Regions from separate parts of the Homo sapiens genome. Here region 2 is linked to region 1. Evidence: read pairs that join two places in POLR2A ChIA-PET (ENCODE). Cell type or tissue: K562. All regions are shown on one strand. Links, peaks and the distances in the headings refer to the core of each region. The heading gives the core; the rest is flanking DNA.

What was found. ChIA-PET counts read pairs that join two places held together with the same protein. Peaks named below come from ENCODE experiments on the same cell type or tissue, not always from the same donor. Only the 100,000 strongest peaks of a DNase experiment are listed, where the experiment ranks them.
Region 2: POLR2A ChIA-PET joins it to region 1 with 7 read pairs; 6 of 35 experiments call an interaction of 5 or more read pairs at or near these places.

The regions. Positions count from the first base shown.
Region 1 is chr1:16,677,771-16,691,433 of GRCh38, reverse strand. TRG-CCC4-1 (tRNA-Gly (CCC) 4-1) reads left to right here and starts at 13,093; the gene lies at 13,093-13,163. It also overlaps the pseudogene EIF1AXP1 and the pseudogene ESPNP. In K562, for the core only: no CTCF peak of the experiment used is centred there; no DNase peak of the experiment used is centred there.
Region 2 is chr1:16,621,463-16,638,458 of GRCh38, reverse strand. It overlaps the pseudogene CROCCP2. Among named protein-coding and RNA genes, the nearest start is that of NBPF1, 16 kb to the right of the region's middle. RefSeq lists enhancers at 1-421, 1,396-1,896, 14,118-14,628 and a silencer at 13,368-13,437. In K562, for the core only: no CTCF peak of the experiment used is centred there; DNase peaks (open chromatin) are centred at 6,560, 7,038, 7,628, 8,095 and 1 weaker place.

The DNA.
Region 1 (13,663 bases), core at 2,332-6,331:
GCACCTCCATCCACTTGTCCCACAGAAATGCATCCAAAGGGTCACTTCCTGTGACCCTGACTCCTTCAGGTCCCCAGGTTGAGGGTGCCCCCTATCTCCCAGCCCCTGCAGGCTCTGAAGCTTTGTGGTTGTGTTTCAGGAGGAGGAGGAGGCCCGGCTGGCCAGCATGCCCGCCTGGAGGTGGGACCTCCTGCGGAAGAAGCTGGAAGAAGAGAGGTGAGCCGGCGGTCAGGCAGAGGCTGGCCTGGCAGCGGGTCTTGACTGCGCCCCTGAGGTGGAGGTACCAAGTGACACTGTTTCTCCTTCTAGGAAGCAGAAGCGGTGAGTGCAGGGCTGGCCCCAGCCTGCCACCCTTACCCCCACCCAAGTCGCAGAGGGTCGTCCCTTCATCCAGGCCAACTTGAGTGCATCCTCCTGTCTCTTGGCCCTTGTAGCACAGCCTCCTTCCTCCCTATAATATCCCAGACGGCTGACCCCCAGAATCTCTCTCTCATGCTCTGATAACTTTGTTCCCGGTTACTCAGTCCCTGCCTCCTATTAACCTGGCCTTTTCTACCCTTCAGTTAACCTAACCCCAGTATCAATCACCTTGATTGTCTGGCCCTCAGAATGTACTTTCTGCCCCTAGTCATCTCACCCAGCCCAGTGCTGTCCAATAGAAATGTAATGAGAGCCACAGATGTAATTTAAAATTTTCTAGTAGCCACAGTGAAAATGTAGAAGGATATAGGTGAGCTTAATTTTAGTAGTGTTACTTGACACAAAATATCAAAAATATTATTTCGACACATAATCAATTATGAAAATTACTAATGAGATGTTTTATACTCCTCCTGTAAAAGTAAGTCTTTGGCCAGGCATGGTGGCTTACACATGTAATCCCAGCACTTTGAGAGGCCAAGGCAGGGGGACCACTTGAGTCCAGAAGTTTGAGACCAGCCTGGGCAATGCAGTGAGACCTCATTCTGAAAAAAAAAAAAAATTTTTTTTTTCTTTTTTTGAGATGGGGTTTCACTCTTGTCACCCAGTCTGGAGTGCAGTGGCGATCTGGGCTCATGCAACCTCTGCCTCCTGGGTTCAAGTGATTCTCCTGCCTCAGCCTCCCAAGTAGCTGGGATTACAAGCATGTGCCACCGCACCCAGCTAATTTTGTATTTTTAGTAGAGATGGGTTTCACCATGTTGGCCAAACTGGTCTCAAACTCCTGACCTGAAGTGATCCACCCGCCTCGGCCTCCCAAAGTTGTGGGATTATAGGCATGAGCCATCAAGCCTGGCCTTTTTTTTTTTTTTTTTGAGACAGAGTTTTGCTCTTGTTGCCCAGGCTGGAGTGCAATGGCACAATCTTGGCTCACTGCAACCTCTACCTCCTGGGTTCAAGTGATTCTCCTGCCTCAGCCTCCCAGGTAGTTGGGATTACAGGCGCCTGCCACCACGCCTGGCTAATTTTTGTATTTTTAGTAGAGGCCGGGTTTTGCCATGTTGGTCATGCTGGTCTCGAACTCCTGACCTCAGGTGATCCACCCGCCTCAGCCTCCCAAAGTGCTGGGATTACAGGCATGAGCCTTCACACCAGGCCTACGAAAAAAAATTTTTTTTAATTAGCTGCACGGGGCTGCACACAGTGGATCATACCTGTAATCCCAGCACTTTGGGAGGCTGAAGCGCGTAGATCACCTGAGGTCAGGAGTTCAAGACCAGCCTGGCCAACATGGTGAAACCCCGTCTCTACTAAAAATATAAAAATTAGGTGGGTGTGATGGCACATGCCTGTAATCCCAGCTACTCGGGAGGCTGAGGCAGGAGAATCACTTGAATCTGGGAAGCGGAGGTTGCAGTTAGCCGGGATCACGCCATTTTGTACTCCAGCCTGGGCAACAGAGTGAGACTCCATTTCAAAAAAAAAAAAATTAGCTGGGTGGGCCGGGCTCAGTGGCTCACGCCTGTAATCCCAGCACTTTGGGAGGCTGAGGCAGAATGATCACCTGAGGTCAGGAGTTCAAGACCAGCCTGACCAACATGGTGAAACCCCGTCTCTACTAAAAATACAAAAATTAGCTGGGCATGGTGGCACGCTCCTATAATCCCAGCTACTCAGAAGGCTGAGGCAGGAAAATCGCTTGAACCTGGGAGGCAGAGGTTGCAGTGAGCCGAGATCGTGCCACTGCACTCCAGCCTGGGTGACAGAGCGAGACTCCGTCTCGATTAAAAAAAAAAAAATTAGCTGGGTGTAGTGGCACACACCTGTGGTTCCAGCTACTTGGGAGGCTGAGGTGGGAGGATTACGTGAGCCCAGGAGGTCGTGGCTGCAGTGAGCCATGATCTCACCACTGCGCTCCACCCCGGCAACAGAGCGAGACCCTGTCTCAAATAATAATAATAATAATAATAATAATAATAATAATAATAATAAAACTTAGTCTTGAGATCTTATTGCTCTTATTGCCTGACTAAGGAGGTTCTGGGTAGGGAGTTCATTTTAGATCTGCTTTTTTTGTTTGTTTTTGTTCTCATCAAAAACTACCTTTGCAATCTCATGTTTCTCTTGGGCCCTCTTTAATGGCCTAACTTCTTCAAAGCATGATTTTCTTTTAGTTCCTCAAGGTGGCTTTGGAGAAAAGTCTGGCAACTGTGGAGACCCAGAACCCATCTTTGCCTTGAGAATGCAGAGCTGAAAGAGCAGAAATGTCTGAGGGATGGGAGATTGAGGAAGACAAGGAGAAGGGCAAGGTGGTGGTTGAGACTGTGGTTGCCAAAGAGGGTCTGAGTGAGAGTAGTCTTCAGGCTGAGTTCAGAAAGCTCCAGGGAAAACTGAAGAATGCCCACAATATCATCAACCTCCTCAAGAACAACTTGTGCTGAGTAGCAAAGAAGGGAATAGTAAACTTACTCCAGAGCTCCTTGTGCATCTGACCAGCACCATCGACAGAATAAACACAGAACTGGTTGGTTCTCCTGGGAAGCACCAACACCAAGAGGAGGGGAATGTGACTGTGAGGCCTTGCCCCAGACCCCAGAGCCTTGACCTTGGGGCTACCTTCACAGTGGATGCCCACCAAGTCAATGTAGGCTTAGATGGAATGAAAAACCACTGGAGAAGGGCTCGAGATGACAGTGTTTACTTTAAAACGTTCTCCCATGTGAATCAAGAGGTACCAAGAGAAAGGTCTCTTTGTACCACAAACAACAGTAATAATATTCAGCCTACATTCAGCCTTTAGAAAGCCTTTTACAATATAAATATTTCTTGAGTACTTAATTTTTCAGATAACACACTAGGCATTGGCATGGGGCAATAAAACCAATGGCTGCCCTTGAGATACTTAATATGGTAAGGAAAGATGGCACATAAACAGGTAATTTTAATAGGAGGGGGTAACTGCTGTAACATAGGGATGCATCAGGTTATGAGGCAGCCCAGACAAGTAGTATGTAATGACATCCCTTCCTTATCAATGCCATTTTTTTTTTTTTTTTTGGTCACAGCTCATCACAGGTGTCTGTTCCTGGACCTCAGATGGGTTATTGGGATCCTGTTTAGGGGAGGAGCCATGCTGAAGATTCAGTAAAATGGGGAATACAGGGGATTCTGAGAGAATCGATGGCACAGAATGTGAGGGGAGATGAGTGGAGGGTTCCACCCCTTCTCTTTTTGACCACTGAGAAAACGTTTCCTAAGAGCTCCTCTGTAGACTTGATTGGCGCTGTGCTGTGTGCTGTGGATACAGATATGAAGAAAACATTATCCCAGCACTCCAGGAGCTCCATCTGGAAAGCAAGTCACTGCCAAATGGCATGAGAAGTGCTGTGACAGACTTGAGTAAAGTCCACGGGGTTCACAACGGGCCGTGGTCATCACTGCATGGGGGTGGCCTCGGACTGTCCTGATCCTTGTCTTGGCCCCTTTCACAGTTGGAGAACCAGTCCCAGCCTTGTGACACTGGGCCCAATCAGCGTTTAGCCCACCAGGGTCCACCCAGCACCTGCGCTCCCAGCTGTCACAATGCAAACAACGCTATCAAGATCTCCAGGAGAAGCTGCTGCTATCAGAAGCCACTGTCTTTGCTCAGGCGAACGAGCTGGAGAAATACAGAGTTATACTTAGTAGGTAACTATGACTTACTAGTAAAGAACTAGCCTGTACGTCTTATAAGCTCTGTATGTTCTATACAGACATAACGTGGTTATTGAGCACATGAAGTGTGGCTAGTGCAACTTGGACATTTGGTTTTATTTAATTTTAGTTAATTTAGTATAAAGTGGCCATATGTGGCTACTAACTACCTTATTGGACAGTGCAGGTCTAGGTGTCTTGGGACTCTAAATTAGTTCAGCTCCATTCAACATTTATTGAACCCCTGCTGATAAAGCACTTGCCAGCTTCAATGGGGCTGCTAGAGATGAGAGTACACAATCCCTGACTTACAGATACCTTGTCCCAACTAAGGCCTAGGTTATCTGAAGGGGAGATTATCAATGGCAAATGCAGGCTCCTCCTGTGGAAAGAAATTCTGCTTCCTGGAGCTGGTGGTCTCTTCTCCCACCAGTTCAAAGAAGCTTCTCTCGCACTGTGGATCTGCCCTCCCTGCCCCACAAGGTTAGGGTATGTGCCATTGAGGCTGAGGGCATATGTGGGAAATTCAGACATTCTGTAACACCTGCTGTCTCTTCCCACGCAGGTGAACCCTTGCTGAAGCAGGACAGTAAACAGGTCCAGGTGGACCTCCAGGACCTGGGCTATGAGACTTGTGGCCAAAGCAAGAATGAGGCTGAACAGGAGGAAACCACCAGTCCCGGTAAGAGCACAGGGTGTGGGGCTCACCTTCCCTCCCTGGAGTCAGCTATCACATTTGGGTGCTGTTGGCCAATTCCACACCTGACAAGTAGTGGGGAAGAGGAGGACAGGAGGTTAATAGGAGAACTCTTACCCAAAATGAGGCTGCGTATAAGTTTGAATTTCTACAATTAGTTTGTGGCACACTGCTAATAATAATAATAATAATAATAATAATAATAATAATATAAAGTTCTAGCCAACTGATTATTATAGAAATACTAAGGCCTACTTAGAGACCACATGAGGTTTTGGAAACATGCAAACCGTAAGTTAAAAATAATTTTGTTTTGCATTATAAAAGGACTACAACCATAGGGCCACCCACCACATTGAAAACCAGAAGAGCATTTTGCTGCCGCCGAGCGTGGACGCAGGCGGATCTCCGAAGAGCTGGGTCGCCAGCCTCTCCCGCGCACGTTGCCTGGCCTCCAGCACCTACTTGGTCCCGCGCGCTCCCTCGTGTCGCCCCTCGGAGCAGCAGCCGCCGCGGTCGCCGCTACCCGGAAAGAAGTCAGAGACGCCGCGAGGTCGCCGCCACCGCCATGCCCAAGAATAAAGGTAAAGGAGGTAAAAATAGACGCAGGGGTAAGAATGAGAATGAATCTGAAAAAAGAGAACTGGTATTCAAAGAGGATGGTCAGGAGTATGCTCAGGTAATCAAAATGTTGGGAAATGGACGGCTAGAAGCAATGTGTTTCGATGGTGTAAAGAGGTTATGTCACATCAGAGGAAAATTGAGAAAAAAGGTTTGGATAAATACCTCGGACATTATTTTGGTTGGTCTCCGAGACTACCAGGATAACAAAGCTGATGTAATTTTAAAATACAATGCAGACGAAGCTAGAAGTCTGCAGGCATACGGCGAGCTTCCAGAGCATGCTAAAATCAATGAAACTGATACATTTGGTCCTGGAGATGATGATGAAATTCAGTTTGATGACATTGGAGATGATGATGAAGATATTGATGACATCTAAATTGAACTCAACATTTTACATTCCATCTTTTCTGAAGATTGTCCTACAATTTGGATTTTGATCATGACAAAGAAGATTAAAATTTCATTAGCATGAATGCAATTTGTTAAAGCAGACTGATTTGTTTCTAAGATATTTTTGGTTTTTTTAAAACTGATAATAATGCTGAATTATCTTAAGTGAGATGTTAAGCCCACTTTGTTCTTTTAATGTAATGGAGCTTATGGGTAGAAGACCATGTCTACTAATTACAAAAAAAAAAAAAAAAAAAACCATGCATTGCTGCTTTTCCTACCACTTCCAGTAAGAAAATGGGTGTTTTGAAGAAATCATTTGCCTTGTCCTCACGGAATCTGATTAAGCCCTGGCCTCTTGATTGTATAGAGTCATTGTGTATATTCCAGTTACCTAGATATTCCCTTGAGATTTTGATACAATTTGAGGGAGGCAGAAGTCTGCATTTGAAGAAAAAAAATAAGTCTGTTTGTCATATTTAAGTAGCCTGTGGCTATTTTTATACTGATTTTGATATCATGTTCTTTTCATAGTCGTATTTTGCCACCGTAAACATAAAAAAAAAAAAAAAAGATTTCCAAAATGCCGTTTTCAGAACCTGGGTTTTAATAGCAGTATTGAATTTGTAAGCTTAGTAGTTGCAGAAATTGAACACTAGGTGGCACTCAGTTATCTTAACAGGGGAAGTACTGATATAATTGTTGACTTTTCTTTTACTATGTGTAAGAAATACCCCAAACATGAAAAGATTGTTTTGATCATATGCATGTATGTAGAATATTTTTGCAGAGCAGAAAGATTATGTTAGAAGTGTGATTTTTATTTTCAGAAGTCATATACATGTAAGCTACAATTTTGAGTGCTTTATAAACACTTAAGATATATATATAAATTTTAATTTCATAGCAACTTGTAAAAAATAAAATACTTGTTGAAAAGCCTTTTTCAACATATCCCTAAGCTAAGGGAAGAGGAAGGAATAACAACTCAGTGAAAAGATGGTCTCCAATTTCTGAATGAAAAAGCTACAGCTGAGAAATAAAATAAAATGTCATGCTGCAGAATATGTTATACCCTTATTTTGTGTTAAGGATATATTTTATTATGCGAATGGTTTTGTTTTTGTTTTTTGTTTTTGTTTTTTGCTTGTATTGGGAATTAGCTTTACTGGTAACTTCCTTATTTAGTTTTTAGTGGTCAACTCTAATAAAATGAAACTAGGGCTGAGCTAGTTAGCCCTCACTAGCCAAACTGAAACTGTATGCAACATTAAAAGAAGAGATCCATCATGTAGCTTGTGACACTTTTATTTTATTAGTCACCGGGGAACTTTTCAGTGATGAAAATACACAGGGTAATAAACCTTCACATGGCTTCAAAAGGAAAACAAGCAAATCTTCTCTAATCTACTCTTACTATAATTTCCTAAGTGTACACCAAACTCTGGATTTAAAAATCTGAAGTACTATAGAACATTAAGTTGAAGAATGGAAATTAAGAGTACATATTCATGGTTTATATTTCTTACTCTATGGAGTTCGTGAACACATCTAGGTGGAATGCATCTGAGACTAAGGGCTGGTTTTTAATCCTCATAAGAAACCAGCCTTGAAGAATTAACAATTCTCTTCATTGGTATTCTAAACCTCCTAAGATATTTAGGCTTCTGTACATAAAAGTGTTTTTGCTAAATTTACAGTATATATAGATCCTTTCATATTATTTTACTAAGAATGTTTGAACTTTGCATATTTGACATAGTTCCTGGTAGGAATAGCACAGCTCAAACATTAGTTTTTCTACTTACCTCCTCTAACACGTGGTTTGTCTGGAGAGTTTCTAAAAATTCAGCTATAACCCCAGTTCATGTATTTACTGGTGATTGTTCTTGCTGAGGTAGTAACAGCCCAATCTTGGGCTGTTAAATCCTAGGAAATCTCGAATCATAGTGATTAAAATAGTTGGGGTAAAGTTGTAGCTTATATGCAATACTACTTGGAGGAATTCTTTTACTAATTTGTATTTAATGTGGAAATTGTATAGTTTCATTGATTTAATCATAAATAATGGAAATGGTCTTCAAGAAGTTTTATTTCATTTTTTTGCTTATACACTCTGATTCCTATAATACAGTGCTATAAGCTATGCACAGAAAATAAAATGTTTGAAATCCAAGAATAATGGTTCTTACTGCTAAGAGGGAGTAATAGTTATTACTAATGATTTTGATTGGGTTGCATTTTTGTTGCAATGTTTATTCCACTTGCAGTTAGAATATGAATATGTTTTATCACTAATGTGGCTAAATAACCAAACATTTGTGTAAAAAAAAAAAAAAAAGCCAAGATTTCATTGTTTGTTGAATATTTCTTAAGCATCTAGCCCCTAAAGAGACTGCTTCTTACCAAGCCTGTAAACTATGCATGATGGAAATTCTTGTATTTTATTTAGGAATGGCTGTTGGTTTACTTACCACATCTGTGGAATCATGGCTATAAATGTTTGCTTACAAACTAAAAAAAAAAAAAAAGAAAACCAGAAGAGAAGAAAAACACAGTCTCTCTCATTCTTGAGGAAGTGTAGTGTGGCAGTTAAGAGAAAAGATCCTGGGGCCAGACTTGTTGCTTCAAATCCCAATTTGTAAACTTTCCTATGCCCCAGTTTCTTCATATGTTAAAATAGTAATAAAGGAACTACCTACCCCATCAGATACTAATGTGAATTAAATGAGTAAATTCTTATAAAATGCTTTAGAACAGTGTCTGGCATCAGGTAAAATGCTGTGGATTAGTTCTCATTCTGACTACCACTGCCCCAATACACTGATGTTAACATGCTGATATATTTATTCGAAGTCTTATTTTCCTATGCCTATTTTTCACACAGTGGTAACCCAATAAACTTTTAAATTATAGTAAACTTTAGAGAGCATTAAACTTGCAGCATGCAGAAATAGCTTGTCCTGCGTTCTTGTGGCTATCCTAACTAGATAAGGCCATGTTAATGGCTTGAGAAACATCAGTGTGTGTGGAATGAACACAGGACGTTGGAGGATTTGAATTCAGGCTCTGCCATGTGCTAGTTTGAGTGATCTAGAACAAGCTGGTTTACCACCTCTCTTTAAGTTTTGGTTTCCCCAGTCAGTAAAATAGAAAGTGGTGAAACCTAACTTGTGGGTATAAGGAGGATAAGAAATACTGTATTTGAATGCCTAGTACAGTGTCAGGGTTGAATAAAGTACGACTTCACCTTATTCCCTAGTAATTATTGTCCTCATGACCAAACCTGCCTCCTCTCAAAGGCAGTGGCCACAACAGCACATCCAACTTTTATTTAGGAAGACATCTTTGTCTTTTTTCAGAGCATGAGGAGCACAGCAGCCGCAAGGAAATGGTCCTGGTGGAGGGGCTGTGCTCTGAGCAGGGGCGCCGGGGCTGAACGCTGGCTAGTTCCTCTGAGAGGAAGCCCTTGGAGAATGAACTAGGGAGGCAGGAAGAGTTCTGGGTATATGGAAAGTCAGAAAACATCTGGGTCCTATGAAAGGACATCAAAGATCTGAAGGCCCAGCTGCAGAATGCCAACAAGGTCATTCAAAACCTCAAGAACCGGGTCCAGTCCCTCTTGGTTACAAGTGATTATTCATCTAGTCTGGAAAGACCCTGGAAGCTGAGAGCTCCTGACACCCTGGAGGGGTCTTCACCTCATAGTGTCACTGATGAGGATGAGTTGTGGCTGTCTGATGGCACTGGGGCTTTCTACTCTCCAGGACTTCAGGCCAAAAAGGACCTGAAGAGTCTCCTCCAGAGAGTATCCCAGCTGGAGGCCCAGCTCCCAAAAAATTTATCTAGGGACATATAATTAACATATATATAACAGTTGAAGAACAGTGGCATGGTAAATTTTTGTTTTGTTTTGTTTTGATACAGAGTCTCACTCTGTCACCCAGGCTGGAGTGCAGTGGTGCCATCTCGGCTCACTGCAACCTCTACCTCCCAGGTTCAAGCAATTCTCCTCCCTCAGCCTCCCAAGTAGCTGGGATTACAGGCATGTGCCACCATGCCCAGCTAATTTTTGTGTGTGTTTTTAGTAGAGGAGGGGTTTCACCATATTGGCCAGGCTTGTCACGAACTCTTGACCTATGATCTGCCTGCCTCAGCCTCCCAAAGTGCTGGGATTACAGGCATGAGCCACCACGCCCGGCCCATACTAAAATTTTTAGTGCGATACTTTATCAGGGTAGAATTTGCTGTTAAATGCCTCCTATGGCTTATGTGCCAGAATTCAGTTTGGGGGAGTTCCTTAGAGATGTTCTCATAGAAATCTCTACAGAAGCCCCCATAACTTATCATCCACCCTTTCCTCTTCTGTCCTGCATTAGGAAATATGATTCCCTGATTCAGGATCAGGCCCGGGAACTGTCTTACCTACGGCAAAAAATACGAGAAGGGAGAGGTGTTTGTTATCTTCTCACCCAGCATGCAAAAGATACAGTAAAATCTTTTGAGGATCTCCTAAGGAGCAATGACATTGACTACTACCTGGGACAGAGCTTCCGGGAGCAACTGGCCCGGGGAAGCCAGCTGACAGAGAGGCTCACCAGCACACTCAGCACCAGTAAGTTGGCCACAGGGCTTTGGATACTCTCAGTCACCCCACAGTTCCAGCCCCTGGTGGCCACCACATCTCCACTGCAACTTTTTAACGTAGGGTCCTGTTTCTATTTCATTTCCTGGGGCTAATATAGGATCAAGACTGCTCAATGGGGAGCATGGAGAGGAACACACAGGGCTGGAGATGCCATGGTTACAACTCTAGAAACTTCACCACTCATGGAATGTGACCTGTGGGGCAGGGGAGACATCTCTCTGGTGCTAAGAGGGAGTAGGGGACATGACATGGAAGGGCCTTGTTATAGGAGGAAGAGCCGTGAGCTAAGAATTGCAAGACATCGAGGCGCTGAGGCCAAAGGGTCCGTGAGGAAACAGGCGCAGCTCACGCCCCTCGGCCTACGGGAGGGAGGGCAAGGAGGGTTCTACGGTTCCTGGGAGGACGAGAAGAGCCAAGAGCCCCGACGGCCGGCGCCGGGGAAAAGGCCCCGAGGCGGGGTCCGCATCCCTGGAAGGGCGGCGTCCACCCTCCTGAGAGGCACGGGGCGCCCAGGGCTCGGAGGCTCAAAGCCCGCCGGCTCCTGCAGCTTCTGGGAGCCGAAGAGTGTCAGCCGGGAGGATCCCGCACACGGCGCTTAGTTCTGGAACTGCATACCCAGGGGAGGATGCGGGAGCCCGAAGCCCGGGTATGTGTCCCCGAAGCCCGGGTGTGGGTCCCCATGGTTTTCGTGTTGGGGGTGGGCGCGGAACGCTAAGCCTGGGCCTATTGGGAGCCATAGTCTTCTTGATGGCTGGTGCTTATTGGGCTTTTTTCAGTCGAATTTCGAAATGCAGTTGAATTTCTTACTTTGGAAACGATAATAGAAATGGCTGATCTAAGATTTTCATGATGATATTTTGCCTTTTTTGGTGCATATGCAGTTTCTGTGGTGTAGTGGTTATCATGTTCGCCTCACACGAGAAAAGTCCCTGATTCGAGACTGGGTGGGAACGTCGTGGTTTGTTTTTTTTTTTGTTTGTTTGTTTGTTTTTTTGGTCCCTAAATTTTGTGAGTTTAATCGAGGTTGGGAAACAAACAGAAAAGTATTTGAACCTGTGGCTACATTTTAGACCTCCTCAATCTAGACAGATTGTTGACCAGGTACAATTTCCACTGGTCTGCCAGCAAGAGGCCTGCTTAATATTAGCTTTGGTTCCAGAAATTCCTTAAGATTCTCTTTATTCTCTTCTGTCGCCTGAATTTTCACAGGCTGACACTGAAAGTGGATGACATCTTAGCGCATTTCCTAAGGGTCCCGCTTGGTTTGGCTTTACTCTGGTAAGTTGCAGATCTGGCTGATTTGCAAGACAACAAAAACAAAATATTTTTTAAAAAGGTTCTAAATCTGCATCTGGAAGTCATAGAGTCCATATTCCTAAATCACATGAATTATGTATATACATTTGCATGCATACCCCTTCCTCAAATAATCCTCAGAAAACCGGTTAAGTTTTAGCATCTGTGACTCAGATGCATATGAGGCCTTGGTAGATTTAGAAGTTGAGAGTAGAAAGTACAGGTTTGTATTTTAGAAGGAGATTTGGGAATAAATGTAGCTTTGGTTGATATAGATCATATGTTAAGGTTTGTTGGCCAGAGCTGGTGTGTGTCTTGGGTGTTGGGCAAAGAACAGAGAACAGCCAAAGCTCTGCGAGGTCAATGTGAAGGATGATTTCCTTGGTGGGCTCAAGTTTATGACTCAGCCTGGACCTAGCTTGGCTTCTCAGCTTGAGAAGAAGCATGATTCCATGTCACAGCTCCTGTCTTTGAAAAAGTCATAATGACTCCCAGACCCAACATGTGGAGAAAACTCTGGATTTGTCTCTTCAGTTGAATGTCTCCATTGAAAATTGAGGAAAGAAATCTCTCTAATATTTGAACTTCATCAAAAGACTAATATGTTAATATTTGACCGTCAATATTTCCTTAAACTAGTCTACTGCTTACATAGCTAACACATCAAAGCATATTAACTTAGGAAATGGGATTCTCCCAAACAATGAAACATTGACGGCAAGCGTTCTTCATCTTTTCACATCACATTTCCTTCAAATGCTTTATACATCTTCAAGCAGACAAATAATAGTATTATAATGATTACGAGACCGATCATTACTCTTTTGCCAAAAAAAACCAACGACAAAAGACTAACTTAGTGGACCAACCTTTGTTTCTTCATTATCTCTACCGTGGTTCTGTCCTTTTATTTCGTCTTTCTTCTAATTCTGCTTCTGCTTCTTATTTCCTCCCTGGATTTGAACTTTACTTACCTAAACTACCAGTTAGGTTACCTTCTCAGAACCTCTAAGGCAGCAGTTTGAGGTTGATGATGGAAGATTTAGGATTAGAAAAAAGAAACATGAATGAATTTCTGATGTTTTATTATAGGGGTTTGTAATGCAGGTAGAAAGACCTTTTTCAGAGTTAAGAGTTTGATCCGACAAATGAGCTATTTTGATATTTATAACGTTGTCTAATAAAAGTTTCCTATAAAAACACATTTGGTTTGGATGTCTTTGTTAGCTTTTAGTCGACACTTGAAAAAACCGCTTAGAACAGTTTCTAAATCTTTGTGGTTACTCTTTTCTGTTATCCTCCAGGGGGTAGTTCCAGAGAGGCGTTGGTGGTTTAGTGGTAGAATTCTCGCCTCCCATGCGGGAGACCCGGGTTCAATTCCCGGCCACTGCACGTGGTTGTTTTTCACTTCGCTATGGCTCTTTACTTGTCTTTTACGCTGAAAATTATACTGCATAACCCAAGAGTGCATTTAGGGGCTTGGCCACCACAAGGTAAAGTGACAACAACACTCACCAAAGTAGCGGCAGGAGACTAACCCAGGACCCCATGCAGTTGTTGGACTCAAACAGCTTAGCAAGCTGGCAAGCATGAAGTGTCTCTGGTGAGTCACTGCAGTTTTGATACTGGTACCTGTTACTTTCATTTATTCACTGGAAGGATCCCTGCAAACCCAAAGAACCATCAGTTTCCTGATTCGCGTGCTGGACCTTGGGCTTACCGTTGAGCCACTATGGAGAGGATCAAGAAATGACACTCTTGGAAGGAGAGAAGCTGCGGGCAGGACAGTCACCTCAGAGGTCCAAGAGTTGTCATCGGCCCAAAGAAAGGGGAGGTGTGTGGGCAAGAATCTGCGTGGAGATGAGGGGAGCGGCGGAGACTGGTCCTTGCGC
Region 2 (16,996 bases), core at 5,451-9,450, 56 kb after region 1:
TCTGTTCTGCCTGAGTCCTGCTGGTTACCACCACCTCACTCCCTGCTATTCTTAGCAGCTGAGCTCAGGACAGCACTGACTGGCATTAGACAGTACCCTTTTCCCTCTAGGCCTGTGTGTTGAGAGGATGAGGGGGCCACCCAGACAGATTTTTCCCAACTCCTTTGGCTCGGGTAGGTGGGCCATGTGCTCTGCTGACCATTTATGGACTGGCGGGTACAGGACAGAGCCATCCAGCAGCTCAGAGGGCTGAGCCTTTCATACTTCCAGGACATGGCCCATTCAACACAGACTCCCCTGGCTGGGTGGTGGCGAGACTGGAATCTGCCCCAAAGGAACCACAGGCCTAGGGGCAAGGGTTGGACTAGGTGGCCTTGGTACTGACCACTTTGGGAACCAGCATTTCTCCCAGCCTTCTTCTTCCAGACATCATCAGCCCAGCCACCTTTGAGAGCGGACAGGTTATGTGGTATGCAGACAGCACTTGTTATTCCCTGGGCTCTTCACAGCATCTCTAACATAAGTCATTATTCTGTTTTTACAGATGAAGGAATTAAGACTTAGAGAGGGCTACTTTTTTTTTTTTTTTTTTTTTTTGAGACGGAGTCTTGCTCTGTCACCCAGACTAGAGTGCAGTGGTGCGATCATGGCTCACTGCAACCTCCGCCTCCCAGGTTCAAGCAATTCTCCTGCCTCCGCCTCCCAAGTAGCTGGTATTACAGGCACATGCCACCACGCCCAGCTACTTTTTGTATTTTTAGTAGAGTCGCAATTTCACCATGTTGGCCAGGCTGGTCTTGAACTACTGACCTCATGATCTGCCCGCCTCAGCCTCCCAAAGTGCTGGGATTACAGGCGTGAGCCACCGCACCCGGCCACATACTTTTTTTTTTTTTTTTTTTTTGAGACAGAGTCTTACTCTTGTTGCCCGGGCTGAAGTACAATGACACGATCTCGGCTTACTACAACCTCTGCCCCACCAAGGTTCAAGCGATTCTCCTGCCTCTGCCTCCCGAGTAGCGGGGATTATACGAATGTGCCACCACGCCCAGCTAATTTTTGTGTTTTTAGTAGGGATGGGGTTTCACCATGTGGCCAGGCTCGTCCCGAACTCCTGACCTCAGGTGATCTGCCCGCCTCGGCCTCCCAAAGTGCTGGGATTACAGGCACGGGCCACCACACCCAGTCTGGACTGGTTATACTTTTGAGTTTAGTGGAGAATTCAGCCTTCTGACCTCCTGCATGCCAGAGTCTAGGACTAGGCACAGCCTTTTTTCTGGAGTCTAGGCAGCCCCCCTGTGAGCTCAGGGGAATGGATGGGATTTAGTGTCATCTGGCTGATATCAAGGACTTACTTTTAGTTAGTAATCTTTTCTTTTCTTTATGGCTCACTGCAGCCTTGGCCTCCTGGTCTGAAGCAATCCTCCTACCTCAGGTCCTGTGCAGTTGGGACCACGGGTCCATGCCACCAGGCTTGCTGATTTTTTTATTTCTCGTAGAGTCGAGTTCTCACTTTGTTGCCCAGACGGGTCTAGAATTCCTGTGCCCCAGTGATCCTCCTGCCTTGGCCTCCCAAGGTGCTGGGATTACAGGCATGAGAAACTGCACCTGGTTTAATAATCTTTTCTTAATATCATCAAATAGCCAGCGTCTAAATTTTCCATATGTCTCATAAATGCCACAGATAGGCCAGGTGCAGTGGCTCACACCTATAATCCCAATACTTCGGGAGGCCAAGGCGGGCAGATCATCTGAGGTCTGGAGTTCGGGACCAGCCTGGCCAACATGGTGAAACCCCCATCTCTACTAAAAATACAAAAATTATCCAGGTGTGGTGACACATGCCTGTAATCCCAGCTACTGGGGAGGCTGAGGCACCAGACTCGCTTGAACCCAGGAGGCGGAGGTTTCAGTGAGTCGAGATCACACCACTGCACTCCAGCCTGGGTGACAGAGTGAAACTCTGTCTCAAAATAAATAAATAAATAAAAAGTCACAGATAGTCTTGCTTTAGTTTTTTCTTTACAATTTGTTTGAATCCGGATCCATAGACATTCACAAAGTGCGAATGGTTGCTTTGTTTTGTTTGTTTGTTTGGTTGTTTGTTTGTTTGTTTGTTTGAGATGGAGTCTCGCTTTGTTGCCCAGGCTGGAGTGCAGTGGCAGGATCTTGGCTCACTACAACCTCTGCCTCCTGGGTTCAGCAATTCTATGGCTTCAGCCTCTTGAGTAGCTGGGATTACAGGAGTGCGCCACCACGCCCAGCTAACTTTTGTATTTTTAGTAGACATGGGAGCTTCACCATGTTGGCCAGGCTGGTCTTGACCTCAGGTGATCCACCTACCTTGGTCTCCCAAAGTGCTGGGATTACAAGAGTGAGCCACCGTGCCCGGCCCATGCTTTGTCTTTGAAGTCCTTTTTAACTTATTTGTTCAGGAAACTGGGCTAGTTGTCCTTGGAGATTCTCATGGTCTGGATTTTGCTGGTTGCATCCTTATGGTGTCAATTAACATATTTCTTTATCCCATGTATTTCCTGTAAATTGGATGTTGGATGTAAAGCTAGGTCAGATTCAGGCTCTTCTGCTTGCTTTTTCGTTTGATCAAGACTCCATAAGTAGAATGTGTTCTTCCATCAGGATGTCCCTATGCCAGCTGTCTCTCTTTTCAAGATCCAACCCACTCATTAGAGGCTGCAAAACTGTGAGCTTCTCATTTAGTCACTCCTGTGTATATTAATTAGAATTCTATAATGAGGCACTTTCCCTCCTTACTATTGGATAACCAGTGGTACAGGTCATTCAGGAAAGGAAAGGAAAGGATTTAACCTGTATTATGGACTTAAAATACTTTTTTTTTGAGCCAGTCTCTCTCTGTCGCCCAGGCTGGAGTGCAGTGGCACAATCACAACTCATGTTAGGCTTGACCTCCCAGGCTCAAGTGATCCTCCCACCTCAGCCTCCCAAATAGCTGGGACTATAAGTGTTCACCACTATACCCAGCTAATTTTTTTTTTTTTTTTTGAGACAGGGTCTTGCTATGTCTCAAGAAATGGGCCACCACGCCTGGCCTTAAAATACATTTTAATTTTTTAAAATACAAATAATTTTTAATGTATTTTAAGGCCAGGCGTCATGGCTCATGCCTGTAATCCCAGCACTTTGGGAGGCTGAGGCGGGTGGATCACCTGAGGTCAGGAGTTCAAGACCAACCTGGCCAGCATGGTGAATCCCCGTCTCTTCTAAAAATACAAAAATTAGCTGGGTGTTGTGACGTACATCTGTAATTCCAGTTACTCGGGAGGCTGAGGCAGGAGAATCGCTTGAACCGGAGAGGCGGACGTTGCAGTGAGCCGAGGTCAAACCAGTGCACTCCAGCCTGGGCAACAGAGCGAGACTCCATCTGAAAAAGAAACAAAAAGAAAAAAAAATTTTGTAAGTAGCCTTTCAAATTTTTATATTTTACTTTTGATGAAGTCACCTATTCACATTTCAAAAGGGTACACAGTAAAATGGCTCCCTCCCACCTCTGACCCCAGATATTCCCATTCCTTCCTTGGAGGCAAGCAGCATCATCAGCTTCTTTTTCTTTTTATATATACAATTATTTTCTTTCTTTTTTTTTTTTTTTGGCCACCAAGTTACCGTAAGAAGCATTGTCAGTTTCTTTTTCTTTTTTCTTTTTTTTTTTTTTGAGATGGAGTCTCGCTGTGCTGCGAGTCTCCAGGCTGGAGTGCAGTGGCACGATCTTGGCTCACTGCAACCTCTGCCTCCCGGGTTCAAGTGATTCTCCCACCTCCGCCTCCCAAGTAGCTGGGATTACAGGAATGAGCCACCACACCTGGCTAATTTTTGTATTTTTAATAGAGGCGGGATTTCGCCATATTGGCCAGGCTGGTCTTGAACTCCTGACCTCAGGTGACCCTCCCGCCTCGGTCTCCCACAGTGCTGGGATTACAGGCATGAGCCACCGTGCCTGGCCTATCAGTTTCTTAAGTGACCTTCCAGGGTTATTTTATATGAGCAAATGAGATCACACACGCGCACACACACACACACACACACACACACACACACACACTTTTTTGTATATACGCCTGGTAAAATTTCATCTTCACAGTTCTTGAAGATGCTTTTTTCACCTACTAGTTATAACTGGGAGGTGGCTCTGGATCAGGCCAGGAAGAACTTCTCCACTGGTTTTTCTTGGCCACAGTTCTCCACTTAAAGGATGTACCATCATGTACTTAGTAGCAGTCCCCTTTTGATAGACATTTAGGTTGTCACCAGGATATCTTACATGAGCAATGCTGCAGTGAACCTCCTTGTCCACAAGCCATCTCCTCTGTGCTGGGGTATATCTGTAGGATCCATTCTTAGAGGAGGAGCCGGTGGGGAAGGTCCTATGCCTGCATAGTTTTCGAAGATCTCCCTCAGTGCCCTCCATTGTGATTGTACTCACCCTCCCACCAGCTGTGTAGGGGAAGGCCTGTTGCCCCAGAGCCTCTCTTTGTGTATTATGTGTCCCTTTTTTTTTTTCCCAATCTGATAGTGGACAAATGGCATCCCAGTGTAGGGTTGTTGTTTTTTTCTTCTTCCTCTTTAGTTTTTGAGATGGAGTCTCACTATGTTTCCCATGCTGGCCTCAAATTCCTGGGCTCAAGCAATCCTGCCTCAGCTTCCCGCATAGCTGGGACTGCAGGTGCATGCCACCGCACCCAGCCCAGTGTAGTTTTATTTATTTTTTATTTATTTATTTTTTTGAGACGCAGTCTGGCTGTGTCGCCCAGACTGGAGTGCAGTGGCATGATCTCAGCTTACTGCAACCTCCTCCTCCTAGGTTCAAGCAATTCTCCTGCCTCAGCCTCCCAAGTAGCTGGGAATACAGGAGTGCACCACCACACCTGGCTAATTTTTTGTATTTTTGGTAGAGATGGGGTTTCACCATGTTGGCCAGGCTGGTCTCGAACTCCTGACCTCAGGTGATCTGCCCGCCTCGGCCTCCCAAAGTGCTGGGATTATAGGTGTGGGCCGCCATACCCAGCCCCAGACTAGTTTTAATTTGTAGTTGGGAGTGAGCCCCATCCCATCCCCATCCTGTGTTCTCTTCCCAAGGGACCCGCTGCAGCTGGGAGGGGAGCTGTCCAGGAGGCCGGCCTGGGAATGAGCACAGGCCTGCGGCTGGCAGAGAGCCGGGTCGAGCCAGCCCTGGAGAAGCAGGCCCAGCTGGAGGAGCAGCTGCGGGACAAGGTGCTCCACGAGAAGGACCTGTCCCAGCAGCAGATGCAAAGCGACCTGGACAAGGCTGACCTCAGTGCCAGGAGGGTCCCTGGTGGGTGCTGCATGAGGCAGGCGTCACTGCAGAAGGTAAAACTGGAGAGTTGGGGAGAAGGGAGCATCTGTTCACTAGGAGCAGGGCCTTCCTCTGTGAGCTCAGCCAGCCTTCCCAGGCACCCCACTGAGGTTCCGAAGGCAGTTGCCCAGTGTTTATCATAAACAGCTTAGCCTCCTATGACAGAACTTGTGGCCGGGTGCTGTGGCTCACACCTGTAATCCCAGCACTTTGGGAGGCCAAGGTGGGAGATTACCTGAGGTCAGGAGCTCAAGACCAGCCTGCCCAATAGGCGAAACCCTGTCTCTACTAAAAATACAAAACTTAGTCGGGTGTGGTGGTGTGTGCCTCTAATCCCAGCTACGAGGGAGGCTGAGACAGGAGAATCGCTTGAACCCAGGATGTGGAGGTTGCAGTGAGCCAAGATCACATCACTGTATTCCGGCCTGGACGACACAGCGAAACTCTGTCTCAAAAGAAAACCACAAAAAAACAACTTGTGCCCCTTACTCCTGCCACCTGGGTAAGTCCTCCAGTGCTTTCCCATGAGATAAAGCTGGTGGGAACCTCATTCCCATTTCACAGATGAGAAGTGTGAGGTCTGGAGAGGAGCCACAACTTGTTTAAGGTCACACAGCCAGGGAGGTGGATGTTAGGGTCCCTGCCTCGGGTTTGGAGAAGCATGGTGGACACAGAGCTAGTGGATTTGAGAGGCTGGGGTGGTCCCGTATTCACCTCTGTTGCTCCCCCAACTCCAGAGTGACAGAGCTGGGCCTGGCAGTGAAGCGTCTACAGAAGCAGAATCTGGAGAAGGATCAGGTCGACAAGGACCTCACCGAGAAGCTTGAGGCCCTGGTGAGCTTCAGCTGCCCCTGAGATGGGGCAGGGTGGGATGGGGTACCGGCCAGATCCATGGACACAGGCTTAGGGCTGGGCTGCCTGGGCCACCCCCAGCATCCCACTCACACTCAGGTTCAGCCCACACAGGTGTGCAGGCTTTGTGGGAAGCACACTCACTTCCTCCATCCCATTTCTCCCTCCCAGCAGCCCTGTAGAGTAATCCTAATGACACGGATGGGAAACTGAGGCCCAAGAGGGGAAATGCTTGTCCAGTCTCAGAGCCAGTAAGCAGGAGAGTTGGGACTTGAACTCCCATCCACGCTCTCCAGGTCCAGATGCTGCCTTTGGAATCCCAACTGTCCACCCCCACCAGTGGGACACTCACTCCCCCAGGGTCCAGCCTGGTTTAGTCACCCCTCTGTGTGGGGCCTGGCCTGGGTTCTAGGTCCAGCTCTCCTGCAATCGACTGTGTGACCTGGGGCAGAACCCAGCTCTTCTCTGGGCCTGGTCTGTTCATTGAGGGCCTCGGGCCTGCTGTGGGGTCTACCAGGTGGCTGGCCTATGGACATGGCTTCAGAGGCCACCTGATCAGTGGTGGGCCAGGGAGGGAGGGAAAGGGGAGGTTTCAGGTAAGACAGAACCCCGACCACTCTTTGTCTCCCTCACCGCACTCCAGGAATCCCTGCGGCTACAGGAGCAGGCGGCCCTGGAGACAGAGGATGGAGAGGGGCTACAGCGGAGCCTAAGGGACCTGGCACAGGTGTGAGCCCAGAAAGGCGGGAAGACAGGGCCCTGCCAGGCGGTCCTGGGCTCCCCCGCCTCGCCTTTCGGTGGCTTCGGATTGAACTGCAGATGGGTGGGGCCCTGGGACCCAGGCTGTAGCTGCTCAGCACCCCTGCTAGCTCACCCGGCCTCTGCCCTGGGGAGCCCCCAGTCTCAGAGGGGAGGCACGGCCCTCTCGGAGCCCACCTGTGAGCAATGCCAAATGATGTCTTCGCAATAAATGGGATGCCTCAGCGGCGAGCTGAGGACTGAGCTAGTGGAGGAGGTGAAATCAGAAGGCTTCTTGTAAGCGGGAGCATTTGGGATGAGGCGGCCCCCAGCCTCCCCTGGTCGTTTTTGCCAGCTAACCCCGAAGTTCCTAACTCTGCGGCCTCCTGCTTCCCTCCCTTACCCTCAGGCCGTCCTGTCTGACGCTGAGAGCGGCAGCCTGCGTCCAACAGCGTCCGACCGCAGCCTGCGGGGGCTCTCGGGCCAGCGGACCCCGTCTCCACCGCGGCGCTCCTCGCCGGGCCGAGGCCGTTCGCCCCGCAGAGGCCCCTCCCCGGCCTGCTCAGAAGACTCCACGCTCGCTTGCCCTGATTCTCTCCGCCCTGCACTTTTGCCAGCTGAAGGTCCAGGTAGGAAGGGGCTTGAGTTTTCTGGGCGCAGCCAGAGGCCCAGGGGGAGGGGCTCGCGCCCTCCAGGTGGGGGTGGGGGCGTGTCTGGGGGAGGAGTCTGAGCGCCCTGGGGTGCAGCCAGAGCCCTGAGAAATAGTGTCTGAGGGTGTCAGGACCCCCAAGGAGGTGGTCGAGGGCTCTGCGCTGAAGCCAGCCCAGAAGTGGGGGTGCTTGGGCAGCTGGGGGTGGGTGCTTGGGCAGCCGGTGGAGGGAGGAGGCTGCGACAGTGTTAGGGTCCTGGTAGAGAGGGAGACAGGTCCCTGGTCATACAGAGCCAGGACCCTGGGAAAAGGTCTAGCAAGGGAAATCACAGCCTAGGATGAGAGCTTGGGAACTAGGGGCAGAGCCAGGGTAGGGAGGAGTGTGAGAGTGGAACCAGGATGCAAGGGGGAGGAGCCTGGGAGCCCTGGGGGTGGGATCAGAACCCAGGAGACGAGTGTGCCTGGGAGTTTGTCTGGCATCCCGGGGGCTTTGATAGGAGTTGTCCGGGACCCCAGGGAGATGAGGGTTCAGAGGGTGGTGAGGGCACATAGGAGGGGAGTGGAAGCCTGGCTCTCAGGCCTAGGCCCCTATCCTGCCCCAGGGCAGGTCCAGGCCCTGGACCCCGCCTAGCGTAGGCTAGTGTGTATCCCTGGAACCAGAAGAGAGTAGGTGGGCTCTGGAGGCCTCAAAGGACCCCCGCTAGACTCTGTGATCCCCACGCCCCAGAACATGCGTGGGCGCTATGAGGCAAGCCAGGACCTGCTGGGCACCCTGCGGAAGCAGCTTAGCGACAGCGAGAGTGAGCGGCGGGCCCTAGAGGAACACCTGCGTGGCGCCGTCGGTCTTGTCCCGCAGGCACTGGCCAACATGGCGAAACCCCATCTCTACTAAAAATTTAAAAAATTGCCCAGGCACAGTGGCTAACGCCTGTAATCCCAGCACTTTGGGAGGCCGAGGCGTGCAGATCACTTGAGGTCAGGAATTTGAGACCAGCCTGGCCAACATGGTGAAACCCCACTTCTAAATAAAAATGCAAAAATTAGCTGGGCGTGGTGATAGGCGCTTGTAATCCCAGCTACTCGGGAGGCTGAGGCAGGAGAATCGCTTGAACTCTGGAGGTGGAGATTGCAGCAAGCTGTGTGGAGTGCAGTGAGATTGTGTCACTGCACTCCAGCCTAGGCAAGAGTGAGACTGTGTGTAAAAACAAAAAAATTGCTGGACGCGGTGGCCCACGCCTGTAATCCCAACACTTTGGGAGGCCGAGGCGGGTGGATCACGAGGTCAGGAGATTGAGACCAACCTGGCTAACACGGTGAAACCCCATCTGTACTAAAAATATAAAAAATTAGCCGGGCATCGTGGCGAGTGCCTGTAGTTCCGGCTACTCGGGAGGCTGAGGCAGGAGAATGGCATGAACTCGGGAGGCAGAGGTTGCAGTGAGCCGAGATGGCACCACTGCACTCCAGCCTGCGTGACAAAGCGAGACTCCGTCTCAAAAAAAAAAAAAAAAATTAGCCAGGCGTGGTGGCGGGCGCCTGTATTCCCAGATACTCGGGAGGCTGAGGCAAGAGAATGGCGTGAACCCAGAAGGCGGAGCTTGCAGTGAGGAGAGATCGTGCCACTGCACTCCAGCCTGGGCAACAGAGCGAGACTCCATCTCAAAAAAAAAAAAAAAAAAAAATCACGTCTTGAAGTTTTTTGCACCTACCACCAGTGGGGAAAGTGGCAGCTCACAGCAAGTCTTTGGGGTCCTAGTTGTTCCCTTCTCCTCCCTCCCCTGCCGTGGCCACCATGTGCCTGTGTAGCAGGAAGCTGTGGGATCTGCAGACTCAGCTCTATCAGGCTTCCCAGAATTGAGGGGCATGGGGTGTTCTAGGGGACATTTCCTGGTCACATGGCCTAGCAGAACTGGTGGCACAATTGCCTGTGTGTCCCAGGAGCCTAGCCTGGCCTCTTCTACGTGGTAGAGTGCTTAGAGATCACGCCAGCACCTCCATCCACTCTAAGTGGGCGGGCTGGGGAGAAGGAAAGCCAGGTTCTTCTGCTGGAGTGTGTGAGTGAAATGAGTCTGCTATGGGCAGGGTCAGGGAAGGCTTCCTGGAGGCAGGTGCCTTGGAAGACGGGAGGATGTAGCTCATGGCTAGAGGAGCAGCCAGCCACCTTCCCTGGAGAGAGCAGCCCCAGCATCCCCTCTGCTCCCGCTCCCCTTGTCCTGAAGGGAGAAGAGCAACCTGGTCCACAGCCTGCAGGTGGCCCAGCAGCAGGCCGAGGAGCTGCCGCAGGAGCGGGAGAAGCTGCAGGTTGCCCAGGAGGAGCTGCAGCGCCAGCGGGACCGGCTGGAGGAAGAGCAGGAAGAGGCGGTGCAGAATGGCGCACGGGTTCGCCGGGAGCTTGAGCGCAGGTTAGCAGCATCTCACCTCCCTGCCAGGACCCTTCAAATGTGCCTCGGGTCCCCTGACAGTGCCCCCATGGGGTTAGGTGACACCCACTGGGTCCTGGGCCTCCTACCGTCTGGACCCCTCTGATGTCGGGTTTTCTAACCAGACCCATTTCAGGAAACTGGGGCTCAGGGAGGTATAGTCACTTACCTGGAGTCAGAGAACTAGTTAAAAGGTAGAACTTGGATGATAATAACAAGAATAATTAAAATAACACTAGTAATATTAGTAGTAGTATTTTAAAAATTTAGTTAGAAGAATAATAATATCCTTACTAATTTCACTAAGTGCCAGATACCATTTTAAGCAATTCAGTTCTCTCATTTAACTCCATGATAACTCTGTGACATAGAAGCTGTTATCTCCATTTTGTGGATGGTAAACTGAGGCACAGAGAAGCCATGTCACTTGCCCCAGGTCACACAGTTAGCAGAAGAGCCAGGATTTGAACCCAGACATTCTGCCTTCAGAGTTAACCTCTTCACCACTGCGCTGCTTACCTCTCAGGGACGTGATCGCTGATGATGTTTAGTAGACTGTGGTGGAGCATGTTATTCTTGTTTCTGAAGGTCCTTGGGGAGATGTGTCAGGCACTATTTTAAGCACATGTGAAGTTTGTATCCTTAAAACAGGCTGGGCACGGTGGCTCACGCCTGTAATCCCAGCACTTTGGGAGGCCGAGGCAGGCGAATCGCCTGAGGTCAGGAGTTCAAGACCAGCCTGACCAACATGGGGAAACCCCGTCTCTACTAAAACTACAAAAATTAGTCAGGTGTGGTGGTGAGCACCTGTAATCCCAGCTACTAGGGAGGCTGAGGCAGGAGAATTGCTTGAACCTGGGAGGCAGAGGTTGCAGTCAGCCAGGATCGCACCACTGTACTCCAGACTGGGCGACAGAGCAAGACTCTGTCTCAAAAAAACAAACAATGTCACGAGGCAAGTGTTACCTCATTTTGCAGATGTGAAAACGGAGGCCCAGGGTCATGGAGCTAAGCGGTAGTGGGCTTGGTTGCCCTGTGGCTCAGGCTGTTTCTCTCCAAACTCGTGCCTCAGGCCTGGTCCCCGGCCCAGCATCTTGCTGGCTACAGGAGGTTCGGGCAGGAAAGTGACATGGGCCACCCACCCACCCTTTGTCCCACAGCCATAGACAACTAGAGCAGCTGGAAGGGAAGCGCTCAGTCCTGGCCAAGGAGCTGGTGGAGGTGAGGGAGGCGCTGAGCCGCGCCACGCTGCAACGGGACATGCTGCAGGCCGAGAAGACCGAGGTGGCCGAGGCGCTGACCAAGGTGGGTCCCTGTCTGCTGCACAACCACAAACCTACCTCTGACCCCCAGCCCCAAGCCTTGTCACTCTGGCACAGACTGGTCCCAGTGTCAGGCAGACCTCTGAGCCTGGTCACAGACTGACCCCTTCCTTCTGGATACAGGCTGATCTTTGTCACAGGCCACAGACCTCTGGACCTCTGGTCCCAGCCATAAGTGGACTGACCTCTCTTTATGGCCGTATCCCTGCTGTTCTGGATGCTCCTGGGGGCAGTGCCTATAGCTCAGGGTCATCCTGAGATTCAGCTCCTGGAGTCTGAGAGTTGTGGCCACAGCGCAGAGGGTCCTTGGCGGGGGGGCCTGCGCTGTCCGCTGCAGCCTGGGCTCTGAGCAGTGCTATCCCTAGACCTTACTCAGGGGATCCTCTGAACTCTGGCCCTGCCCTGCAGCTTGAGCTATTTTTGCACAGCTTTGCGGTGCATGGCTTTTAAATGGCTCCATAAGCAGCAGGCTTTCTGCGGTGATTTTTTTTTCCATCTCACGCCGTATCCCCTCCTTGTCTCCCCTCCCCTGTCTCCGAGGGTCCATCTCTCTGGGTCTCTTCTTGTCTCTCCTCACCTCCTCCCGACCTTTCTGCCCTTCCTCATCTCTTGGGGCCTGACCCTGCAGGGTGAGGCTGGCCGCATGGAGCTCGAGCTCTCCGTGACCAAGCTGAGGGCAGAGGAGGCCTCCCTGCAGGACTCCCTGTCCAAGCTGAGCGCCCTCAACGAGAGCCTTGCTCAGGACAAGTTGGATCTGAACTGCCTTGTCACCCAGGTACACTGTGCACCTGCGGGCCCACCTACCTTGCCCACCCGTCCTCCCCACTCAGTGAGGCACCCTGGGCCCGGCCCTGCACCTGTCTTGGCCCCTGCCTCCCTTTCTGTCTCTGGTTCTCTGTCTATCTCCGTCTGTCTGTCTGTCCTCTCTAGGAGTCAAAGCACCGACGCTCCATGGGCCCTCCTCATCTCCCCCTCCCCAGTGTCCCACACACCCAAGGGCACTGTCCCTCATTCCCTGGGAGCCTCCCCTGGGCTATCGTGGCTGGTGGGTGGGTGGAGGAGGCGTCCTGGTCCTGGGAGGGACGCCCTGCTCATGAGGCCCCACTCCTTTCCGGCCCACAGCTGGAGGAAGAAAAGGCCATGCTGCAGGGCCGGCAGCGGCAGGCGGAGCAGGAGGCCACAGTGGCGCCGGCAGAGCAGGAGTGGCTGGAGGAGCTGTGGTTGGAGCAGGAGGTGGCACGGCAGGGCCTGGAGGGCTCCCTATGAGTGGCGGAGCAGGCCCAGGAGGCGCTGGAGCAACAGCTCCCCACACTGCACCATGAGCTCAGTTGGCTGCAGGAGCAGCTAGCACAGGTAGGCCAAACTGTGTGTGGGGTGGTCTGGAGAGCATGTGGGGCAGGCCAGGCTCGCAGCCTCCTGCATCCAGTCCTGGGTTAAGTCACAGGCACTGGAGCCTGCTTCTGGGTTAAATCCAGTCCCACTTCTCCTAGCTGGGGACCTTGGACAAGCTGCCCAACCTCCCATACCTCAGTTGCCCCATTTATAACATGGGGCTAGCCGGGTGCAGTGGCTCACGCCTATAATCCCAGCAGTTGGGGAAGCCGAGGCGGGTGGATCACCTGAGGTCCGGAGATCAAGACCATCCTGGCTAACACGGTGAAACCCTATCTCTACAAAAAATTAGCTGGGTGTGGTGGCACGCGCCTGTAGTCCCAGCTACTCAGGAGGCTGAGGCAGGAGAATCGCTTGAACCCAGGAGGCAGAGGTTGCAGTGAGCCAAGATCGTGCCACTGCACTGCAGCCTGGGCAACAGAGCAAGACTCCGTCTCAATAATAATAATAATAATGATACAGATTAATAATAGGTGGAGACTTTTTAGAATTGGAATCTTAGACTTTTGGGAACTTCACATCTCGAAGAGACCTTAATGTTTCAGGGATCCAGGGACCTTCATGCAAGGTCCATCCTGGAGGGCCTGGGTTTCTGGGAGGTGCCTCTAGAGGATGGGGTAGGGAGTGCAGGAAGCAGGGTGCAAGTCTCCACCTTGAGGCCTGCTGAGCAGCTGCATTTGGGTCTGGTTTATATATTCAGCTTCTCTGCTTAGAGTAATACAAGGGTTCTGTTACTTCCAAAGCTGAGTGAGGACCCTCATTTTTCTTTTCTTTTTTTTTTTTTTTTTTTTTTTTTTTGACAGTCTTGCTCTGTTGCCCAGGCTGGAGTGCAGTGGCACGATCTGGGCTCACTGCAACCTCTGCCTCCGGGGTTTAAGCTGTTCGCCTGCCTCAGCGTCCCAAGTAGCAGGGACTACAGGCGTGCACCACCATGCCCGGCTAATTTTTGTATTTTTAGTAGAGACAGGGTTTCACCACGTTGGCCAGGCTGGTCTTGAACTCTTGACCTCAAGTGATCCACCTGCCAAAGTGCTGGGATTATAGGCGTGAGCCACCGTGTCCGGCCGGGCCCTGGTTTTTGTACACACGTGCATTGCAGATCTAGAGAAGGTCATGACTTGCCCAAGTACATATAGCACATCAGGGCAGACCCTGGGCTCGAACCCAGGCCTTCTGCCAGGACTGGGTTAGGCCCAGAGTTGGGGTACTGCACGATGAACAAGCTGGGGGATGCTGGGAGTGCTACTCAGTCTCTGGGTGGGAGCCAGCTCTCCTGGCAGCTGAGCAGGCGGGAGCAGGAGCTGGAGCAGGCCCGGTGGGAGGCCCAGTGACAGGTGGAGACGCTGGGGCAAGTGGCCCGGGAGAAGGAGGCGCTAGCCAAGGAGCACGCTGGCCTGGCTGTGCAGCTGGCGGCCTGCGGAGCGTGAAGGCAGGACCGTGTCAGAGGAGGCCACACACCTGCAGTAAGGCCTTGGGCTCTGCCCAACCCGCCCTGGGCGGTCCTCCTGGGGCCACGCCATGAACAGCCTCACCCAGGCACGGGCCCCCAGGGGCAGTTACTAAGGAGTCTGGCTTGCCAACTCGTCCTAGCTGTGGGCTCAGGCTTCCCCAGGGAGTGTGGGCCTGGCCAGGCAGGTAGATTGGCACTTGGCCCATGCCTGGCCACTCCCTGAGATCCACAGTTTCCTGGGGCCAGGGAGGCTGAGTCCCAGGGCCTCACGCACTGTATGTGCTGCAGCTTGGAGAAGGAAGCCCTGGAGGGCAGCCTGTTTGAGGTGCAATGGCAGCTGGCCCAGCTTGAGGCCCGCCGGGAGCAGCTGGAAGCCGAGGGGCAGGCCCTGCTGCTGGCCAAGGAGACCCTGACTGGTACGAGTGGCTGGGGACTTGGGGGGAACACCAGGTTCCAGCCCAGACTGCAACCTCCCAATGTCTGTAGTCTCACAGAAGTTGGGAGCACTGGAGTAGGAGTCTGGCTGGCCTGGGTTCCAGTCCTGTGCCACCACTTAGATCTCACCTTCCCTTGAGCAAGCCCCTTTCCTCTCTGGGCTGCAGATTCCTCAGCTGATGATTGGAGGTGGCAATGCCCACCTTCTAAGCCTGTTGCCAGGATGACATGGGAAAAGCGTGTAAGGCCGTGGCACGGTGCCTGGCTGAGTCAACAGTAACTGCTGTTCATCGGTCATCAGGCCTGTTAGTCTGAGTTCTCTGTGGTTTTCAGATGACTCTCTTGGCCCCAGAATCCGAGCCCCACTTCCCTGCACCGTTCCCCATCGAATCTCTGAACTCAGGGCTTCTTTCTGCTCATCTAACATTAACTAAGCACCTACTTGGGTCATGGAAATTAATTTTCCTGTCCATGTACACCTGAGCCAGACAGAACCAGGAAGGGAAATGCTGGTGGGTTTCCAACCCGGGAGATGGTTTTTAGATGATGGCTATACCATTTCCATTCCCTGTAGTCGTTTCCATTAATGCTGATAGTTAATGCTTGACAGGTATGTTCATGTCAGTCATTAAAGGAGATGCTTTATGTGTAGCTGTGCAGCTGTGGGAAGTTGCTGCTGATCTCCTCTGATCCTCCATTTCATCATCTGTTAAACGGGGATGAGGATAAACTACATAGGCATGTTATGAAGACAAAATGAGGTTATGTCTAAAATACTTAGCTGGGTGCTTGACGCATAGTAAGTGCTGAGTCAGTAATAGGGTTTTTGTTTGTTTGTTTGTTTTTGTTTGTTTGTTTTGAGATGGAGTTTCACTCTTGTTGCCCAGGCTGGAGTGCAATGGCGCGATTTTGGCTCACCTCAACCTCCGCCTCCCAGGTTCAAGCGATTCTCCTGCCTCAGCCTTCCAAGTAGCTGGGATTACAGGCACGCGCCACCATGCCTGGCTAATTTTGTATTTTTAGTAGAGACGGGGTTTCACCATGTTGGTCAAGCTGGTCTCGAACTCTCGACCTCAGGTGATCTGCCCACTTCGGCCTCCCAAAGTGCTGGGATTACAGGCATGAGCCACCGCGCCCAGCCTGTTTGATTTTTTGAGACAGAGTCTCACTCTTGTCGCCCAGGTTGGAGTGCAGTGGTGCGATCTGAGCTCACTGCAACTTCTGCCTCTTGGGTTCAAGCGATTCTCCTGCCTCAGCCTCCCAAGTAGCTAGGACTACATACGTCCGCCACCATGCCCAGCTAATTGTTGTATTTTTAGTAGAGACAGGGTTTCACCGTGTTGGCCAGGCTGGTCTTGAACTCCTTACCTAAGGTGATCCACCTGCCCCAGCTTCCCAAAGTGCTGGGATTACAGGAGTGAGCCATGGCACCTGGCCTAGGGTTGTTATATGTTTGACATCCGTCCCATTTGGGAGGCCTTCTCATCAGTCATTTTATGCCTTTAATGCCATTCTAGGTAGGCAGGAAAGGGGTCAGGGCCAGTGGGCCCATGTAGCAGATAGGGAAACTGAGGCCCAGAGAGGACAAGCCACTTCTTCAAGAGGACCCAAACTGGATGCCAGGCAGGCCCTCTGCCTCTGGGATTTTGCCCATATGGCTCAACTGGCCTAAGTCTGCTGGCCCAAGGAAAAATTTCAACCCAACCCTGCCCTTTCCCCCATTCCTCTCGTGCAGGGGAGTTGGCGGGCCTGCGGCAGCAAATAATAGCTACGCAGGAGAAAGCCAGTCTAGACAAGGAGCTGATGGCCCAGAAGCTGGTGCAGGCTGAGCGGGAGGCCCAGGCCTCTCTGCGGGAGCAGTGGGCAGCCCAGGAGGAGGACTTACAGTGACTCCAGCGTGAAAAGGTTCAGGCAGCTGGGGAGGGGTGGGCAGAAGTCTGAGCCAGTGTTTCATCATCGTTCTTGCTCTGCCTCGGTCTGTACATCTGTGAAATGGGACTCCCTCTCTGTTGTGGAGGCCCTGGGGACAGCTGGGAGGACTGGAGGGGTGGTGGGGAGGTTGTGGTCCTTATTAGACATTCAGATACCCAGGTCCCAAATCTGGTCCAGCCCTGGTAATCCTGATGCAGAGGGTCCACAACCACATTTGGGAAATGTTGACCTAATGCACAGCAGGAAAGCACTTTCATTTGCTAAGAAGTTTCCATATGAAGGGCCACGCAGACCTGAGCATGTAGAAAGGCAAGGGGCCAGGGAAGTTACTAGAACACTGACTCTGGGGTTATATTGCCTGGGTTTGAATCTAATCTTGGTCGCTTACTGGTGATGCTACCCAAGGTGTCTGTGCCTTCATTTCCCCACCTGTAGAAATAGGGATAGGATAGTGGA